2 separate regions of the Homo sapiens genome follow, and region 2 is linked to region 1. Evidence: chromatin loops called from intact Hi-C (ENCODE). Cell type or tissue: CD4-positive, alpha-beta T cell. All regions are shown on one strand. Each heading gives the region's core, and the rest is flanking DNA. Links, peaks and the distances in the headings are about the cores only. Region 1 has its middle 17 kb from the start of CD207. Region 2 holds the start of LOC105374796 (a long non-coding RNA gene).

Evidence for each region. Peaks named below come from ENCODE experiments on the same cell type or tissue, not always from the same donor. Only the 100,000 strongest peaks of a DNase experiment are listed, where the experiment ranks them.
Region 2: a loop joins it to region 1, with 3.0 times the contacts of the local background. A loop is called at or near these places in 4 of 110 quality-filtered maps.

Annotation. Positions count from the first base shown.
Region 1 is chr2:70,846,858-70,858,489 of GRCh38, reverse strand. No RefSeq gene overlaps it. Among named protein-coding and RNA genes, the nearest start is that of CD207, 17 kb to the right of the region's middle. In CD4-positive, alpha-beta T cell, for the core only: no CTCF peak of the experiment used is centred there; a DNase peak (open chromatin) is centred at 6,569.
Region 2 is chr2:70,999,030-71,007,309 of GRCh38, reverse strand. LOC105374796 (a long non-coding RNA gene) reads right to left here and starts at 6,052. Exons shown (of 2, transcript XR_940232.3): 1 at 5,918-6,052; 2 at 4,376-4,799. RefSeq lists an enhancer at 5,550-6,502. In CD4-positive, alpha-beta T cell, for the core only: CTCF peaks have their summits at 5,803 and 6,002 (motif pointing right); a DNase peak (open chromatin) is centred at 6,049; H3K4me3 peaks cover 636 bases.

The DNA of each region.
Region 1 (11,632 bases), core at 5,450-7,949:
AAAGTAGAAAGTGAGGCATCAACTAGAGCCATAAATTGGAGCCACTTTTTTAAAGAAAAGTAGAAAGACTGCAAATAAACACCTAACAGTGCACCTTAACTAGAAAAGCCAGAACAAACCAAAGTCAAAATTTGTAGAGGAAAACAAATAATAAAGATCAGAGCAGAAATAAGTGAAATTAAGACTAAAAACACAATACCCAATGTAATACATCAAGGAAACAAAAAGTTGGTTTTTGGAAAATATGAACAAAATCAACAAAACTTTAGCTAGACTAACAAAGAGAAAACCCAAATAAATAAAATGAGAAATAAAAAATGAGACATTACAACTAATACCTTTGATGTATAAAGGATCATTAGAGGCTATTATAAATATTTATACACCCACCTATTGGAAAACCAAGAAGAAATGAATAAATGCCTGGACATGTACGTCCTACTAAAATTGAACTTGAAGAAATAGTAAATCTTAACAGACCAGTAACAAGTAATGAGATCAAAGCACTAATTAAAAAGTCTCCCATCGATAAAAATCCTAGGACCTGATTGCTTCATTGCTGAATTCTACCAAACATTTAAAGAAGAGCTATATTAATTCTACTCAAACTATTCCAAAAGATTAAAGAGGGGAAACGTCCAAACTCATCCTATGAGGCCAGCATTAGTCAATATCAAAACCAGACACAATAAAAAAGAAAACTACCAGTCAATATCCTGATGAACATAGGAGCAAAAATTCTCAACAAAATTCTAACAAACCCAACAACACATTAGAGAGATCATCTACCATAATCAAGGGAAATTTATTTCAGGGATAAAGCCTGGTTTAACATAAGCAAATCAATAAACATGATACATCACATTAACAGAGTTAAGGACAAAAAGCATATGATCATTTCAATAGATGCTGAAGAAGCATTCTATAAAATTCAATATCCTTTCATGATTAAAAAATTCTCAACAAACTGGGTACAAAAGGAATAAACTTCAAAACAATAAAGGCCATATATGACAAATGTACAGCTAATATCACACTGAATAGGGAAACACCAAAAGCCTTTTCTCTAACATCTGGCACAAGACGAAGATGCCCACTTTCACCACTTTTATTCAACATAGTACTGGAAGTCCTAGTCAGAGCAATTAGTCAAGAAAAAGGGCAACCAAATTGGACAGGAAAAAGTCTAATTATCCTTGTTTGTAGACAAACACGACCTTATATTTATTATTATTTTAAATACACAGTTTATTTTATTTTATGAAGCTCCAGGATACATGTACAGGATGTGCAGGTTTGTTACATAGGTAAACGTGTGCCATGGTGATTTGCTGCACCTATGAACCCATCACCTATGCATTAAGCCCAGCATGCATTAGCTATTTTTCCTGATGCTCTTCCTGCCCTGAGTCCTGCGTACTCTACCCAATGCCCTGTGAATTATAAATTTTCTAGTCTGGCTGATGGAAACAGGCACCATTCTAGGCTTTGCATGGGCAACATTTTTACTTCTAATCCCTTTGAATGGTTCTTTCTCCAGCTTCAGGTGCTTTCCTCACACACATGTGCTGACTGATGCTGAATGCTCCAGATCTCTGGAATTCTGTATCTGAGCAGCTCTCTCCTGTCTGCTCAGATATAGAACTCCAGAGATCTGGATTACATGCTCTGTCCTGTGTACTCTAGCTACTGTGGTATCCCTGGACTCTCAGCTCTGTCTTCTCAACTCAGGGAGTCTGCCTGGTGCCTTCTGTTCTTCCTCTTGGTGCTGTGGCCTGGAAACTCTGCAGGTAGTAAGCTAGGGCAGTCATAGAGCTTACCTCATTTGTTTCCTTTGTTTCAGGGATCACTATTCTTCATTGCCTGATGTCCAGTGTCCTAAAAACCACTGTTTTCTGTATATTGTCTGTTTTATCTTAGGTGTGAGAGTAAACATAATCTCTGTTACTCCATCTTGGCCAGAAACACAAATCTTCATTTGACCATGTTAGTTTTGAACCAGGCCAAGCCAAATTCCCAGATGATTTAAAGATGCCGCTAGAGGAGTCCTAGGGCATCTCAGTAGATTTGCATCCAGCTTCTGTTTTCAGGATTCACTCAATAAATGCATTGATCCTCTCCACACCAGCTGGGTGCGGTTGGTATTATAGGTGAGGGTGACATGTCTGGTTCTGTGGTCCCACAATGGAATCCTCAAGGATATACACCCCTTGGGTGTAACACTGTCAGTAAATAGTCTCTCTGCCTAGTGGGGCATCTTCTTGGTCTTGATTAAGGTCTCTGGCACAGAGGCTTCTGGATAGAGGTACATCCTAGTTTCCATGTCCTTCGTCAAAACATGTTTGTTCCAGTGTTTCAGGCATTGTTATCCAAAGGCAATAAACAGTTGGTCCTAGGAGCTCTGGAGCACTTGCTCTGGAGCACAGAAAATTCTTCAGTATTTTTCTAGTGGGGGAGGGTTCAAAACCTGAGCAGCATCAGGGCTGTGGAGTCCAGGGGACACCAGGAGGCCAGGTTGGGCAACAGTTGGAACACACTTGCTGGGTTCCCAGCTAAGCCACTACTCAGCACCACCCTCACATGAGGGGTGTCAAGTTGCACTAACAGTTTATTTTAAAAGAAAACCACAACCTGAGTCTAATCATAAGGAAGCAATCAGACAAGTCCAGAATTGGGCATTCTACAAGCAATGGACATGAACTCTTTAATATGTTAATATGATGAAAGATAAAAAGAGGGGAGTGTGTGTAAGTGATGGTTGTGGTTATGAGGCTGGCCTAGATTAGTGGAAACTAAGGAGCCGTGACAACCAAATACCATGTGTGAACTTTAATTGGATCCTGGGATCAGGAAATAAACCTAACTTCTTTGGGTAAATATTTTAATTTAAGGGTTTTTGTAAATTTTTTTTTTCTGATACAGGGCCCCTCTCTGTTGCCCAGGTTGAAGTGCAATGGTGTGATCATGGCTTACTGCAACCTCGACCTCCTAAGCTCAAGTGATCCTCCCACCTCAGCCTCCACAGTGTCTGGGACTATAGGCATGCACCACCACAAATTTTTTTAGTTTTTTGTAGAGCTGAGGTTTCACTATGTTGCCCAGGCTGGTCTTAAACTCCTGGACTCAGGTGATGCTCCTGCCTTGGACTCCCAAAGTGCTGGGATTACAGGCATGAGCCACTGTGCCTGGTCTGTAAATTTTTATAACGGCTTTGATATTTTATCCACATTAAATTCCTTGGGTGTGGTAATTGTATTAGGATTATGGGGGGAGAATGTCCTTGTTTGTTTTTAGGTAAGGGCTGAAATATCAAATAACGCTGAAATGCTGCAATTTACTTTCAAGTGGTTCACTAAGAAAAGATATATGTACATGTATGTAAATACATACATACCTACATATATACATTCACAAGTGCAAAGGGCCTGTGAAGAAATGGGCTTGGCATATTTCCAAACATAAAGAAAGCCAGTGAGGAGAGTGGTGAGAGATGGGAATGTGAAGATAGGCTCCAGATCCCAAAGGGTTTTGTTAGATGATCAGGATATTTTTCTTTTCTTTTAAGGGTAATGAGACTCTTTTGAAGCAAAGGACTAGTGGGATCAGGTTTATGTTTTACTCTGCTGTTATTCATCTAATTTCTCCCCACATACCCAGGAAATGTCCTCGGGTCCCTGGAGTTGTTACACTCATGGAAAGGGTTTTTGTTCCTTGTAGGGAGGTAGCTGGTGGCCAAACATGAGGCCTTTGTGGTCCTGGTGGTTCTTGCTCCAGGGAAAGCACCAGAGCTTTCCCTATCAATCACCCACTCCTGAGAAACTGACCATAGGCCACAATCACATAAAGGAGCCATGCCCACATCAGGGAGTTGTGGCATGAGGGCAGCCAGGCCTCTCGTGGCCAGGGAAGAGGAACAGTTCATTTTGGAGTCTACAGACAGAACTTAAAAGCCACAGCAGGTTGTTGGCGGAAGTTGGTGGAAATCGACAGATAAGTTCTCAGAACGGAGACTCCTCTAAGGGGCTGGGGCTCATTCCTTCCATTTTATACTGGGGCCTTTGCATCTTTTCCCTACTCTGGGTCTCCTGGGTAGCATTTAACAGTGTCATACTCCTAGTATCTCTGTCCTTCCATCCCAAACCTATAGGCAAACCCCTCTCTTCTCCTTTCTGGAGAGCAAGGCTGGGGGAAAACCACACACTTGGATAGATCTTGGCCATGGGAGGAAAACAGTGGTGCCCTGGCATTGTCCTTTACAGGCTTACGGGAGCCTATTGTGGGCCTCTCTTCACAACCGTGTTTGGTGACATCGTGCCAAGTTGAAATCAGCTATTGTGGGGATATTTACACAATGATAACTGGCAAAAATTCAAATCAGAGTTTTGTGTCTAAACCTAAGAGGCCAATTTTAAACACCAATGAACAATTGCGTATTCCATTTGTTTAAAATTATTTTCTACTCTTTTACTTTTCATATTGAAGTTTCTCAGGAGTTTTCTTCTGGACTAATGGTCTTAACCTTGAGAACAGGCTTAATGTTAAGAATGGTGCTCATAAAACAGATCTTAGAGACATGAGGAGAAATAGTCCTTCCCACAAAACTACAGGAAAGCAGATCTATTTAAAGCAAGTTCTGAGAAGGAGGTATATTGAGAATAATCACAAAGAGCATCAGTTTTACTCTTTTGCCCAGTGGGGGGACTTGTTGAAGGTGTATAATCCTGTTCTGTTTCATAACAAAGGAGTCTTTTTTTTTTTTTTTTTTTTTTTTTTTTTGAGACAGAGTCTAACTCTGCCTCCCAGGCTGGAATACAGTGGCATGATCTCAGCTCACTGCAACCTCTGCCTCCCAGGTTCAAGTGGTTCTCCTGCCTCAGCCTCCCGATTAGCTGAGATTATAGGTGCCTACCACCATGCCCGGCTAATTTTTGTATTTTTAGTAGAAATGGGGTTTCACAACATTGGTCAGGCTGGTCTTGAACTCCTGACCAGGTGATCTGCCCGCCTCGGCCTCCCAAAGTGAGAGCCACTGCACCTGGCCAGTTACAAAGGAGTCTTTTAAGATGTCTGGACTTCAGAGATTGTTGTTATGTACTGTAAACGGTAACCTTTAACCCTAAAAGTCTGTAATTCTGATTGGTGTGTTTCTCAATAATTTGATTCCTTTATAGCAATATTTACATTTATATATATACACATATATATTTTCTTTTATATATATTTTTATATAAATATAAATATATAAATATATAAATATATATATATATATATATATATATATATTCTTTTCTGCGGTTATAACTTGCAAGGTTTTAAGTGAGCCCAGAAAGGGAGCTTTGGCATTTCCCTTGCCTACCTCCATGTGTGTCTGAGAGCCTTTGACATTTACAGACCACCATGAATAAGCAGTCTCTGAGCTGCCCACCCATTTCTTTGCCTTTAGTGAGTTTCCTCTTCTGTTATCCTTTACTATTGTTCTAAATCTTCACTCCTCTTTTCAGTTCCTCTTTGTAACTCCCACAGAGGATCTTTCTTCCCACTTTATCAAAACAACCAGAGAAGAGTGATGCAAAATAGCTGCAGAGAATCCTACAGGCAGATTTCTGGGAACAATGGTGGGGTAGGAGCTGACTAGCTAACCAAAATGAAAAGAATGAAGTAGCTAAGACCATACCAGCAGTCCTGAAACCAGGAATGTCAAAAACCTTGAGAAGTGTCATCAAGAAGCAGAAATTTGGGTTTTAGGATGGAAAGGTGAATGTATAATCCAACATGGTCTTCCCTCGCAGGGTGACAGTGGGGCAAATTCTGAAATATTTCACTGACGCTTCCACCCCAACATCCTCTACACCAAGCCCATTACCAAGTCTTGTTAATTCTGTTCCTAAATATATATGAAGCCCCCCAATTTCTCTGCATATCCACCATTTCTAATGAGCTGGTTTTGGTATATAGGAAAGTTATTAATGTGGATTATTTTTGTCTATATGAAGATTAACCCTCATCAATTTAAATAACTCTTCCAGGTTTAGGTAAAAAAATCATATCATCTACAAATAATAATGTTGTCTTCTTCCCTTCAAACAAAAGGTTGGTGCTCACAAGAAGAAAACCAAAACAAGTTTGACCGACAGGTATAAATGAAATAGAGAAACACCACATGCAGGTGGATATAAAAACTATCCTAAAGACATCAACTCTCCCTAAGTTATTTTACAGCTTTACTAAAACTCCACTTAAAATCCCAATAGGACTTGCCAAAGGGTAATTTGAAAGAGCAAGTTAAAAATGGCAAAGAAAATTTTAATTAAGAAAAGGTTAAGAAGGAGGCCTGCCATATTTTAAGATGTTTTATAAAGCAGCTATTAGTTTAGGGATATCAAGATAATTTGAAGACCAGTGAAACAGAATAGAGAGCCCTAAACAGACCCCAGAATAGAACACTTTATAAATGTCTGAGGAAGCATCTGAACGTAATGGGGAAGGTAGAGAGTACTCAATAGAAGGGTGATGATATTCTGTGGGGAGCATGGCTTCCTGTGAAGGGGGTGGTGATTCTTTGTGTGATTCATCTGGGGAAGTGGCAAGATCTCACAGAGCAAACTAGAACTGGGAAATCAGAGAGAACTTCAGTCTCTCTGAATCGTCCTTTCTTGAATTCAGGCCAGTGTTTCTCAGAGTGAGAAGTGTCATCTGTGAAGAGAGTGTGAAAGCAAAATGATACCGAAACCCCGGTATAAAAATGTTAAACATATTTAACACAGGACTTCTCAGGAACTTTAATATGATTCTCAAAAAAAAAGTAGACAGTATGAAATATTTCACCAACTTATTTAGTCTTGGACCCTTTTCTGGGAAGAACATCCTGGACTAGTGTTTGAGGCAACACATGTTGGGAAGGCTGGGTCACTCTTAGAAGGAGAGGGGATAACTTGGTGGGTATATTACACAGGGTTTATTTTAAAAATTTATTATTATTATTATTATTATTTGAGACAGAGTCTCACTCTGTCACCCAGGCTGGAGTGCAGTGGTGTGGTCTCAGCTCACTGCAGCCTCCGTCTCCCAGGTTCAAGCGATTCTCCTGCCTCAGCCTCCTGAGTAGCTGGGATCACAGATGCCCGCCACCACACCTGGCTAATTTTTGTATTTTTAGTAGAGACGGGGTTTCTCAATGTTGGCCAGGGTAGTCCTGAACTCCTGACCTCAAGTGATCTGCCTGCCTCCACCTCCCAAAGTTCTGGGATTACAGGCATGAGTCACTGCACCCAGTCACAGTGTTCTCTATTGGAAACAACAAGCCTATGTCTGCATAACTTAAGCATAAAGGGAATTTATTCAGAGGGTGGCCATTTGCTCTCAGATTCAATGGGAAGACTTGAAAACGAGGCAGAACCAAAGAAAGAGTGCATTATTGTCTCAATCACACAGATGGTGGCGTCTGACTGCCTGAGCCTGGACAATATGCCTGAGATCCAGCTGCCAGGCAGTTAGAAAGAAGAAACAACTCTTTTTGTCTTCTCACTGGGAGTTGGGGGTCCTGCCTACCATAGATTTTTGAGATTCATCTTTATCAGTAAGGGTATTCTGGACAGGCCAAAAAGACAACTATCTTTACAGCCCAATACCCATACACATACTTTTCCTTGTGCTGACATTTCCTCAAGCTGTTGTCACCTGATCTGGAGCAGTTGTATCTTACCCAACAGAAAACATACGCTCTTTCTAAGAGCAGGCACCCCCCGCCGCCACACTGTCTTTTAAGTTATTGCATCCAGCTTTAAGTCTAGGATTACTGAACGACTGATTTTCCTCCTCTTTTTCTTTGAGATGGAGTCTCCCTCTGTCACCCAGGCTGGAGTGCAGTGGTGCAATCTTGGCTCACGGCAACCTCCGCCTCCCAGGTTCAAGAGATTCTCCTGCCTCAACCTCCGAGTAGCTGGGATTACAGGCACCCACCACCACACCCAGCTAATTTTTGTATTTTTAGTAGAGACGGAGTTTCACCATGTTGGCCAGGCTGGTCTCGAACTCCTGACCTCAGGTGATCACCCGCCTCGGCCTCCCAAAGTGCTGGGATTACAGGCACGAGCCACTGTGCCCAGCCCCTCCTCTAGTTCTGTTATTATTCCATTTGGATATTTGAACAGTTATATCCAATGGTAAATGAGAGAGAGAAGAAAGAAAAGCAAAATGAAATTAAAAATATAAAAATATATATAATACAGAAAGGAAGAAATGCAGGTAGTCCTTTTAGTTCTTGTTTCTGCTATGTTCATGAAGCCATATGACTTCCCTCCGTGATTATTCATTTATTCTTTTTTCCTTTTCCCTTTAGTTAGCACATCAGCTATCTGGGTCCTTTACTTGATAGGGTGAACCAAACCTTCACATCTGAGGGAGCTTAGCCTATTGATCATCCTGTTTGTTAAGAGCTCCAGAATTCCAAGCTTTGCAGGCTGAAATAGGTAGATATGAGATATACATTGCTTGGGTCCTATTCATAACCCTCCCTGCCCCCTGTGTTAGTAATTTATTGCTGCATAACAAATTACCCTAAAACTTAGTGGTTTTAAACAACAGATATTTATCATCTCAGTTTTTGTGGGCAGGTATCCAGGTGCAGCTTAGCTGGGTGCATCAAGCTCAAGGTCTCTTATGAGATTACAGTCAAACTATTGGCTGGGGCTGTGGTCCCATCTGAAGACTTGATTTGTGGAGGAAGGTCATGATTCCAAGCTCACAGGAAATGAAGGCAGGGATCATTGAGACTACCTACTATACCCTATTTCTGTGTCAGTGAACTTTCTTCCTTCAAATGTCAGGATCAACTATCCTATGTAGTGGACATGGAGATGTAATTTCCAGATTCTCCTTCAAAGAAGAGCCTACACCAGGTGCAGTGTCATGCATGTGTAGTCTCAGCTGCTCAGAGGCTGAGGCAGGAGGATCACTTGAGCCTAGGAGTTCTGGCCTGTGTAGTGCACTGATTGCACCTGTGAATACCCACTGCACTCCAGCCTGGGCAACATGGTGAGACCCTGTTTCTCTATTAACAACAACAACAACAACAAAAGAGAGAGACAGAGAGAGAGAAGAGCCTGGGCTACTATTGAGCCTATTACCCAAATAGTGAACATAGTATTCGATAGGTAGTTTTCCAACCTTTGTCCCCCTCCCTCCCCACTTTTGGAGTCCTCAGTATCTATTGTTTTCATCTTATGTCTGTGAGTACGCATTGTTTAGCTCCCACTTAGTTTTCATCTTATGTCTGTGAGTACGCATTGTTTAGCTCCCACTTATAAGTGAGAACATTTGGTTTCTTCTTTCTGTATTAATTCACTTAGTTAGGTTAATGGCCTCCAGCTGCTTTCATGTTGCTGCAAAGGACACGATTTCATTCTTTTTAATGGCTGCACAGTATTCCGTGGTGTATATATATCATTTTTTCTTTATTCAGTCCACCATTGATGGGCGCCTAGGTTGATTCCATGACTTTGCTATTGTGAATAGTGCTGCAATAAACATACAAGTGTAGGTGTCTTTTTGGTAGAGTGATTTCCTTTCCTTTGGGTAGAATCCCAGCAGTGGGATTGCTGGACCAAATGGTAGTTCTACTTTTAGTTATTTGAGAAATCTCCATACTGCTTTCCACAGGGGCTAAACTAATTTACATTCTTACCAACAGTGTATAAGTGTTCCCTTTTCTCTGCACCCTCACCAATATCTATTATTTTTTGACTTTTTAGTAATAACCATTCTGACTGCTGTGAGATGTGGTTTTAATTTGCACTTCTATGATGATTAATGATGTTGAGCATTTTTATGTTTATTGGCCATTTGTACATCTCCTTTTGAGAAGTGTCTGTTCATGTCCTTTTCTTACTTTTGAAATTTCACTCTTTGTTATGTAGAGTTCTGTGGGTTTTGACAAATGCATAGAGTGATGTACACCAACACAGTACCATGCAAGGCATTCCATCACCCTTAAGGTTCCCTTGTGCATCTACTTTTTAGCAACCACTTCTCTTTCTGTCAGCTCTTGTCAACCACTAATCAGTTTCCATCCTTCCAGTTTTTCCTTTTTCGGGTGTCATATGAATGGAATCACATAATGTGTTGTCTGTTGGGTCTGGCTTATTTCACATAGTAAAATGCATTCATCTATGTTTTTTTAAATTATTCTTTAAGTTCTAGGGTACATGTGCACAACGTGCAGGTTTGTTACATAGGTATACATGTGCCATGTTGGTTTGCTGCACCCATCAACTGGTCATTTACATTAGGTATTTCTCCTAATGCTATCCCTCCCCCAGCTCCCCACTCCCTGAGAGGCCCCGGCATGTGATGTTGCCCACCCTGTGTCCAAGTGTTCTCGTGTTCAATTCCCACCTATAAGTGAGAGCATGTGGTGTTTGGTTTTCTGTCCTTGCGATAGTTTGCTGAGAATGATGGTTTCCAGCTTCATCCATGTCCCTGCAAAGGATATAAACTCATCCTTTTTAATGGCTGCATAGTGTTCCATGTTGTATATGTGCCACATTTTCTTAATCCAGTCTATCATTGATGGGCATTTGGGTTGGTTCCAAGTCTTTCCTATTGTGAATAGTGCTGCAATAAACATACGTTTGCATGTGTCTTTATAGTAGCACGATTTATAGTCCTTTGGGTATATACGCAGTAATGGGATCGCTGGATCAAATGGTATTTCTAGTTCTAGATCCTTGAGGAATCACCACACTGTCTTCCACAATGGTTGAACTAATTTACACTCCCACTAACAGTGTAGAAGGGTTCCTATTCCTCCACATCCTCTCCAGCATCTGTTGTTTCCTGACTTTTTAATGATTGCCATTCTAACTGGCGGGAGATGGTATCTTGTTGTGGTTTTGATTTGCATTTCTCTGATGGCCAATGATGATGAGCATTTTTTCATATGTCTGTTGGCTGCATAAATGTCTTCTTTTGAGAAGTGTCTGTTCGTATCCTTTGCCCACTTTTTATGGGGTTTTTTTTCTTGTAAATTTGTTTAAGTTCTTTGTAGATTCTGGATATTAGCCCTTTGTTAGATGGGTAGATTGCAAAAGTTTTCTCCCATGCTGTAATTTGCCTGTTCACTCTGATGGTAGTTTCTTTTGCTGTGCAGAAGCTCTTTAGTTTAATTAGATCCCATTTGTCTATTTTGGCTTTTGTTGCCATTGCTTTTGGTGTTTTAGTCATGAAGTCTTTGCCCATGCCTATGTCCTGAAACGGATTGCCTAGGTTTTCTTCTAGGGTTTTTATGGTTTTAGGTCTTACATTTAAGTCTTTACTCCATCTTGAATTAATTTTTGTATAAGGTGTAAGGAAGGGATCCAGTTTCAGCTTTCTACATATGGCTAGCCAGTTTTCCCAGCACCACTTATTAAATAGGGAATCCTTTCCCCATTGCTTGTTTTTGTTAGGTTTGTCAAAGATCAGATGGTTGTAGATGTGTGGTGTTATTTCTGAGGCCTCTGCTCTGTTCCATTGGTCTATATATCTGTTTTGGTACCAGTACCATGCTGTTTTGGTTACTGTAGCCTTGTAGTATAGTTTGAAGTTAGGTAGCGTGATGCCTCCAGCTTTGTTCCTTTGGCTTAGGATTGTCTTG
Region 2 (8,280 bases), core at 5,034-7,533, 150 kb before region 1:
GTGGAAAGCCAGTTTCCAACTTTGACCTCCAATCTCCCAAACCCCACAACCCTGGGACAGAGAACCTCTTAGGTCTAGGGCAGGGGAAGCTCAGCTGGCCCCGCTTCAGGGGACCTCAAAAAAACTGGGTAGATGCAAAGAAAGGGAGGTGAGATGGGTATGACAAACTGTTGTCACTGCACCAAACCGGCCAAAGGCTGCCTTTGACTGAGGAAGATTAATTTGGGTGTCTCAGGAGGATGTCAGGTGTGAAGCTGTGTCTGTGGGCCTGGTACCTGTGTGTATTTGGTGTCTAGGTTGGTCTGGTACCTTCCTGCTTGCTTGAGTGTCTGTGAGTGAGTCCTCATGTGCCCCATGTTTACCTGTGCACTCCCTGGGACCCCTGCACTGCCAGCTGCAGGGGGCCTCTCTTGTATGTGCCTTTCTGTGTGTGAGATGTGCCGAGGTTTGTGCCTGTCAGCCTCTGACGTCTATAACACTCTGTTCCCCAGCCTTGCCCTGAGGCTCTCTGGGGAGAAGCTGCCTGCTCAGCTCTCACCAACACTGCATATGGGGATGGCAAGGAGACTCAAGAAGGTCTCGGGAGATGCAATTCTGCTGCCGTTGGCTGGCAGAGGTTTGCAATTAGCTTTGTCTTCACTGTCATTACACACACACAGACACACAGACACACAGACACACACACACACACACACACACACTACATGCAGCCAGTCAAGGCAGCAGCCCTAAAATTAGTCACACATTGATTTTGGTCTCTTACTGGTCTCTGGCTGTGGTTTCAGACTCACATCACTACCATTGCCCACCCCCAGCCCCCTCCCCCTGAAGGTGCATGGAGAGTGCTGGTGAGTAAAGACAGGCAGCTTGGGTGGGACAGGCAGTATGGCTGCCACAGGAAGCTGATCTGCTGTGCTGGGCTCGGAGATTTCAGGTTTGGGATGAAATTAAGAGGTAATCTAGCCTCTCCCATCCCTCTGCCATCAACTGGTGCCATCAGCCGCAGTTGTGTGTGTGTGAGAGAGAGAGGGCGCCTGCTCCTATCCAACCTGATTCTCCAAGGACCCTTCTTAGGATGGGCCCCTCATTCCCCATTCCAGACTGGGGAAGTGGGAAAGTGGGGTGGGGGCATCCACTGGTGCATCGACTCCTGAGCATCTCCCTCATGTCTGGCTCAATATTTGGCCAGGGTGTGGTGAGCAGACAAGGGTCTCACAGACTGGTCAGTGAGGCAAGGTTTTAAAGGCCTGGAAAGTCAGATAAGAAGCAAGAGAAGTCACAGGGAGTCAGTGAGTATGTCCCATGAGGACAGTGAATGCTGGGTGCAAAGAGGAAGCTAGAGGAGAAAAGGTTAGAATGGACTGGAGCAGTTGGGAAGGCTTCCTGGAGGCAGGGATGTTACCTAGGTCTTGAAAGACTGATAACTGGATAGGCAGAGAGAAGGGGCAGGAAGGGCGCGTGGAGTGATCACGGGTGGCATGGAGGAGGGGTTTGCGCAGGAGGCAGGGACACGGGATGGACAGGGCTCTTCAGAGTTTCAGAGCTATGACTCAGAGTGTCATGGCTGACTCTGAGCCTGTGCAAGACCTGGGGGGAGCTGCACCAGGAGGGACGGACATGCTGCCCAGGAAATGCTGGCAAAAAAGAGAGGAGGCTGGCAAAGGGATTGACACTTGTCTCATACAAAGAATGGCTGTGATAAGACATGGTCTGGAAGAAGACTTGGGGGCTGTGTGTGTGTGTGTGTGCCTGCATGCGTGTGCATGTGAGAAACATTTGAAGAGTGGACGTTCCGAGGCAGTGTATTTCAGTGGGTAAGCATGTGGATGCTGTTGCCAGGAAGACTGGGGCCTGGGGTGACCAACTTGTCCCAGTATGCCAGTGGCTTTCCTGGCTTAAGCACTGAAAGTCCAGTGTCATGAGTACACTAGTATGGATTGCCCTACCTGGGACTTGCTAGCTGCTACCTAACTTCTCTGTGCCTCAGATTCCTCCTCTGTAAAATGGATCTAATGGATACCTATTTTGGCTGTGTCTGGTGGCTCACACCTGTAATTCCAATGTGTCATGCATGCGAGTGGTGGGTGGGACCAAGACAGCTCCAGGGCTCACCTTTGCTGGGTAGGATTAGGAGGAAGGGCAGGCTGGGCAGGGCTGGCCTCACTTGCAGCCCCCTCCACCGCCGTCATCTCTGTAGCTATGCATAGGAGAAGGTGGGTGTTGGTGCTCAGGACTCTAGTGGCCCAGTGTTCTCCTGTGCTTCTCCTTCTCTAGGGCTGTGTTCCATCCTGGCTGCCCTGTGGAAGCCCTGAAGAAATGGGACGTGGCCCTGTGGAAGCAGGCTGACTTGAAGAGCTGCTGATGCTGGAGCCCGTCCTAGAGAGTCTGATTCAAACTGTCTGAGTTAACTACAATGAACGGCCACAGATGAGAGCTACCAGACTGGGAGTTAGGGGACAACAAGGGGACATCGGTATGGCTGGCTGTGGGACAGGCAGGGCCCAGACTCTGGATCAGCATCTGTTGACCCCTGGGAACCTCCTCTTCTGGAGCAGTTAGGACACTTGAGTTGCAAGAAATAGAAACTCAGTAGTGCCTCAAAGAACCCAAGGGTGCTGGGAGCAGCCAGAACCGGAAGGGTCTGTAAGGCTGAGGCCACACCCCACTGACTGTACCCTCCTCACAAGCATCAGCTAGGGCCTTTTCACCATAGACTGGCTTCCTCTGTCATTGCCACGTGGCATAAATGTCCACCACGGGGCTCACAAGCTGCCATCGAGATGGCTCAGTGCCACACACTGCACACAGGCCAATCTGGCCTCACTCATGTCCACTCTCCAGTTGTGGGAAAAAGCCCATTTAGCCAGCTTGGGTCAAGGATCTCCACCTCTAACGGAGGGAGGGTGACTTGGCAGAAATATGGCTGCAGAGGCCATCCCCATAGGCAGGATAACTCCTGCCCACCTCACGTACCTCTTCATGCCAGGACCTGTGCTGGGAACTGTGGACACAGAGATGAGGACACTCCATGGCCTACTCAGGAAATATTTGAACTGGGCTTTGAAAAATGGGTGGGTGTTTTTCAGGTGGAGAGGTGGGCAAGTGGTAATGCGTGATGGGGGATTCTGTGTCTGAGGCAAGAACCCCACAGAAAGAGAAGATAGCGCCCAGCTCTCTCCCCTCTGTCTGGGTGGAGTGGAGAATGCCAAGGCATGGAGGGACCCCCGAGGGAGACCATCCTAACGTGTTCTTTGGATTTGAGATTCACTGTGCATTTTCCTCCTCCCGCCACCACCCACTGCCCCAGAATCAGACCTTCCTCCTCCAGTGGTTGGGCTGAGGGTGATATGGAGAGTTGTTCTATTTTGTGTTTGTTTTTTTAAAAGCAGGGCACACTGCTGCTCTAAACAAAATAGAGGCTCTGCTGGGAAGGAAAAAAGGAAAATAGGACTTCGGGCACAAACCCTCAACCTATGGACATGGTCCCCTTGATTGTCAGCATCTGACTCTGACTCTGCACAAGACCTGGGGGAAGCTGCACCAGGAGGGATGGACATGCTGCCCAGGAAACACTGGCGAGAGAGGGAGGAGGCTGGCAAAGGGACTGGCACTTGTCTTAAATGAAGAATGGCTGTGAAAAGGTGAGACATGGTCCAGAAGAAGACTTGGGGGCATTGTGTGTGTGTGTCTGCGTGCGTGTGCGTGTGAGAAACATTTGAAGAGTGGACGTTCCAAGGCAGTGTATTTCAGTGGGTAAGCATGTGGATGCTATTGCCAGGAAGACTGGGGCCTGGGGTGACCAACTTGTCCCAGTATGCCAGTGGCTTTCCTGGCGTTAGCACTGAAAGTCCAGTGTCATGAGTATACTAGTATGGATTGCCCTACCTGGGACTTGCTAGCTGCTACTTAACTTCTCTGTGCCTCAGATTCCTCCTCTGTAAAATGGATCTAATGGGTACCTATTTTGGCTGGGTGTGGTGGCTAATGCCTGTAATTCCAGCACTTTGGGAGGCCGATGTAGGCAGATTGCTTGAGCCCCAGGAGTTCAAGACCAGCCTGGGAAACATGGCAAAATCTTGTCTTTATGAAAAAATACAAAAATCAGCCAGGCATGGTGGCATACTCCTGTAGTCCCAGCTTCTCAGGAGGCTGAGGTAGGAGAATCACCTGAGCCTGGGAATGTCAACACTGCAGTGAGCCGTGATCATGCTACTGCGCTCCAGCCTGGGTGACAGAGCGACTCTGTCTCAATAATAATAATAATAATAATAATAATAATAATATCTACTTTATAGAATTATTGTGGGTGTTAAACAAGAGAGTGTATAAAGGACCTAACCCAGTCCCTGGCAAAAGACATGTCCAACAAATATCATCTATTTATAATAAATTATATTAGATATATAGGCTTTTTCTGGCAGTCCCAAGTGTGGAAACTGGACCAATCTGTTTAGTGTAAGGAAAAATTTCCTCACAGATCGTGGGGTAGTGAATTGCCATGGTATTCAAATATAGGCTGATGTAGGGCCTGGTTGTGAAGTGGAATGTAGAGCTAGCATCCTCCTCATCCAGAAATTTCTTTTTTCATTTGTTTGTTTTTTTGAGACATGGTCTTGCTCTGTCGCCCTGGCTGGAGAAGTTGCTCAGGCTGGCAGAAGTTTCTTAGTTCTCTGATACATTCAATGTCATCCTCTTCTCTTTGTTTCTTTCTTTTTTCTGAGGAGAGGAGCCAGCTTGTCAGAGAGAGCTGCACCTTTTCTTCTCATCAGGAATTCCTGTCATGGGAGGACCCCCTGGAGCTGCTTGGATAAAGACAGAGAGACACTTCAGCCGAGATTCCAGTGATCCGCGTTATGCTAATGACAGGAGTGACCGTGAATGGCTTTCTGCTGTCCTGGCTAATGGGGCTGCCTCAGGAGAGGAGCTGCTAGCCCAGGGAGGCTGGACTTTCATCAGCCAGCTGCCCGCCTCCCTGCGCCCCAGGCTATGGGACTAGAGCAGCCCTGCTCAGGGGCTCTGCTGCATGTGTGTGCATGCATGTGTGTGTGTGTGTGCATGTGTGTGTGTGCTTCCCTCCCCACCCGTTCCTTCTTGTCGTTCCCCAGCCCCACCCCTTCACCCCCGCCCCACCCCCTGCCCTTTATCCTCTAGTGGTTTAGCTGAAGACAATGCTGAGGCAATTAATAGTGCCCTTTGAGGACTTGTCACTAGGAAGCTCTTTAATCCAGCCACCTGAGTTGGGGCCGCAGGCATGTGACAGGGATGGGGGGGTGCCAGGACTGTGTGGCAGCTGCTTGGGTGAGGCACAGGCACCGTGTAGAAACCAGGTTGGGAGGCCTAGCTTCCCTAGACACATAGATTATGTGGACATAGCAGGGGTCATTGTTTTTCATTGTAGTTTGTCTCTCACTAGAATTTTGGTCTTGCTAGCCGGCTGCAGAACCAAGATCTTAGAGGTGGGGTGCCAAGCAACACACCTGCCAACTACAGGGGCCATCACAGGAAAAATTTCCCCCAGCATGTGGCACCTTAAAGAGGGGACATCGTGTGGTGGATGGCATGTGTTAGGGTGCAGTGGGGCGGGCGGTAACCTCTCTCCTCAGCTCTTCCTACCCCAAAGCTGTGCTCCTGGGAGGCCTGGGGAGCTGGTGGGGAAGGAGTTCAGGTCCAGGTAAGAGCCACACCGGGGGAGGAGAAGACTAGGCAGAGGGAGGGCCCTGGGCCTCCAGGCCTGTCTCTGCCATGTCTGATTTCACAGTGTCTCTCACAGTCTCTCACACAACAACCATCGTCTGTAGCCAGACCATGCCGGGGCAGCAGGAGCCCTGATGCCGAGGTGGACCCTGTCTACAATTTTGTGTACTGTGTGTGTGTGGTGGGTGGGTGTCGGCTGTGTGTACTCTCGGGGCCTGCCCACCTGGCCTTCATGAGTCGGGTAGTGGGGTCCCCACTGTCTCTCAAAACTGCTTTCCATAAGCGATGAACCTGGCTTCGGTCCTCGCCAGCTCCTCTGGTCGCCACTAGAGGGCAGCAGCCAACACAGCCCGGCAAGGGGAACTTTGGCGGCCGACTTCCGGCCGTACCGCCTCCTACTTCCACCTCCCCGCACCTTCCTAGCCCCTGGGGATGTGCAGGTCCCCAGCGTGTGGGTGGACCACTGGGACCACAGATCCTACTAAGGATGTCCTTGGCCTCAGGCATAGTGAATGTGTAAGTCTGTTAGAATGAGAAGGGGAGTGGGTGAAGACAGTGGAGGGGACCAGGGGTGGTCAAAGCCAGAACCCTGAGGTGTATTCATTTGTTCCTGCAAGGATAAAGGCAGGGGAGAAGAGGAAAAGCCCGGGGGACCAGGCAGCCTGCAGGGAGATGAGGCAGGACCCAGCCCACTGGCCAAATGGCACCTGATGACAAGGCAGGCAGAATCACCCTAACTGCAAAGTCAGGTGACTCAACTCAGAAAGACCAGAGAAAACCATGTGGACTCCGGAGCCAGCCTGCCCCGGTTTGACCCCTGGCTGCTTAAAATATTAGTGGTATGACTTTGGACAAGATATTGAACCTCTCCGTGCCTTGGTTTCTTAGCTGTGATGGAGACAGTAATAGTATCGCCTGTGCTAGATGTGTGTATTAAATAGGTTAGTACATACAAATCACATAGAGCAGTGTCTGACACAGAGAAAGAACACTATAAATGCTAGCAATTATTGCTTTCTGCACTTCATCTCAGCCAAAAACCTGAAAAGAAATTTGGTCTTTGTTTTCTGAAGCAGAGACACCTATTATGTTGAAATAACTAGTTTCCCCTAGAACCCTCTCATGAAATATACGGAGTTGGTCCTTCACCCTACAAACATTAAATGGTAACATTTGTGTGTGGTTTTTTTTTCTCTCTTTTTCTTTTTTTTCCCTTGAGATGGAGTTTCGCTCTTGTTGCCCAGGCTGTAGTGCAATGGCGCGATCTTGGCTCACCTCAACCTCTACCTCCTGGGTTCAAGTGATTCTCCTGCCTCAGCCTCCCGAGTACCTGGGATTACAGGCATGCGCCACCAAGCCGGCTAATTTTTTTAATTTTTAGTAGAGACGGGGGTTTCTCCATGTTGGTCAGGCTGGTCTCGAACTCCCGACCTCAGGTGATCCACCCGCCTCGGCCTCTCAAAGTGCTGGTATTACAGGAATGAGCTATCGTGCCCGGCCCTTGTGGGGTTTTTTGGAGACAAGGTCTCACTCTGTCACTCAGGCTGGAGGGCAGTGGTGCAAACATGGCTTATTGCAGGTTCAACCCCCTGGGCTCAAGGGATCCTCCCACCTGCACCTCTCAAGTAGCTAGGACCACAAGTGTGTGCCACCATGCCCAGCTAATTTTTTTTATTTCTTGTAGAGATGGGGTCCCACTATGTTTCCCAGGCTAGTCTTGAACTCCTGGGCTCAAGCAATCCTCCTGCTTCAGTGCCCAAATTGCTGGGATTACAGATGTGAGCCACCATGCCCGGCCACCTGTCAATATTTAAATCAACAAACTGGTCAGTCACCTTTGAACCTCCAAACCCTTTCACTCTTGAAATGAGTCCCTTGAATTGAGTGTGGGGACCTGCTATCCTTCCTTCCCTCCTTCAGGCAAGGCCTGGGTTTGCTCCCCTTGTAACTCCTTCCCCAAACACAGCCTAAGGATCCTCCCTGAGCCCCGCCCTGTCCTGTTGGGTCAGGTGGACCTGACTTCTCACCACTCTCAGGAAATGGTGGCCTCTCTCTTCCTGCCATCGGAGGAAATTTGAATCCTCAGCCTTACCTCTCTCAGGCTACTTTTGGCTTTAAAACTGTGGGAAGTGAAAGTGCCCAGCCCTGGAAAAACAAGGCTGGTTCAAAGGTGAAAGCACTTAACCTTTTGGGGCCTCCAGTTTCCCTTATCTACAATTCTGGAGAGGGATGGGGGATATTTTTATAGTTTCCTCCTTCCCTGGGAAGATGTTTAGGGAAAAAAAAATACCAATTGAGACTTTACTGGTTGGGTGTGGTGTCTCATGCTTGTAATCCCAGCACTTTGGGAGGCTGAGGCAGGTGGATCACTTGAGGCCAGCCTGGCCATCATGACAAAACTCCATCTCTACAAAAATATAAAAATTATCTGGGCATGGTGGTGAATGCCTGTAATACCAGCTGCTTGGGAGGCTGAGGCAGGAGAATTGCTTGAACCCGGGAAGCGGAGGTTGCAGTGAGCTGAGATTGTGCCACTGCACTCCAGCCTGGGCAACAGAGCAAGACTCCATGTCAAATAAGTAAATA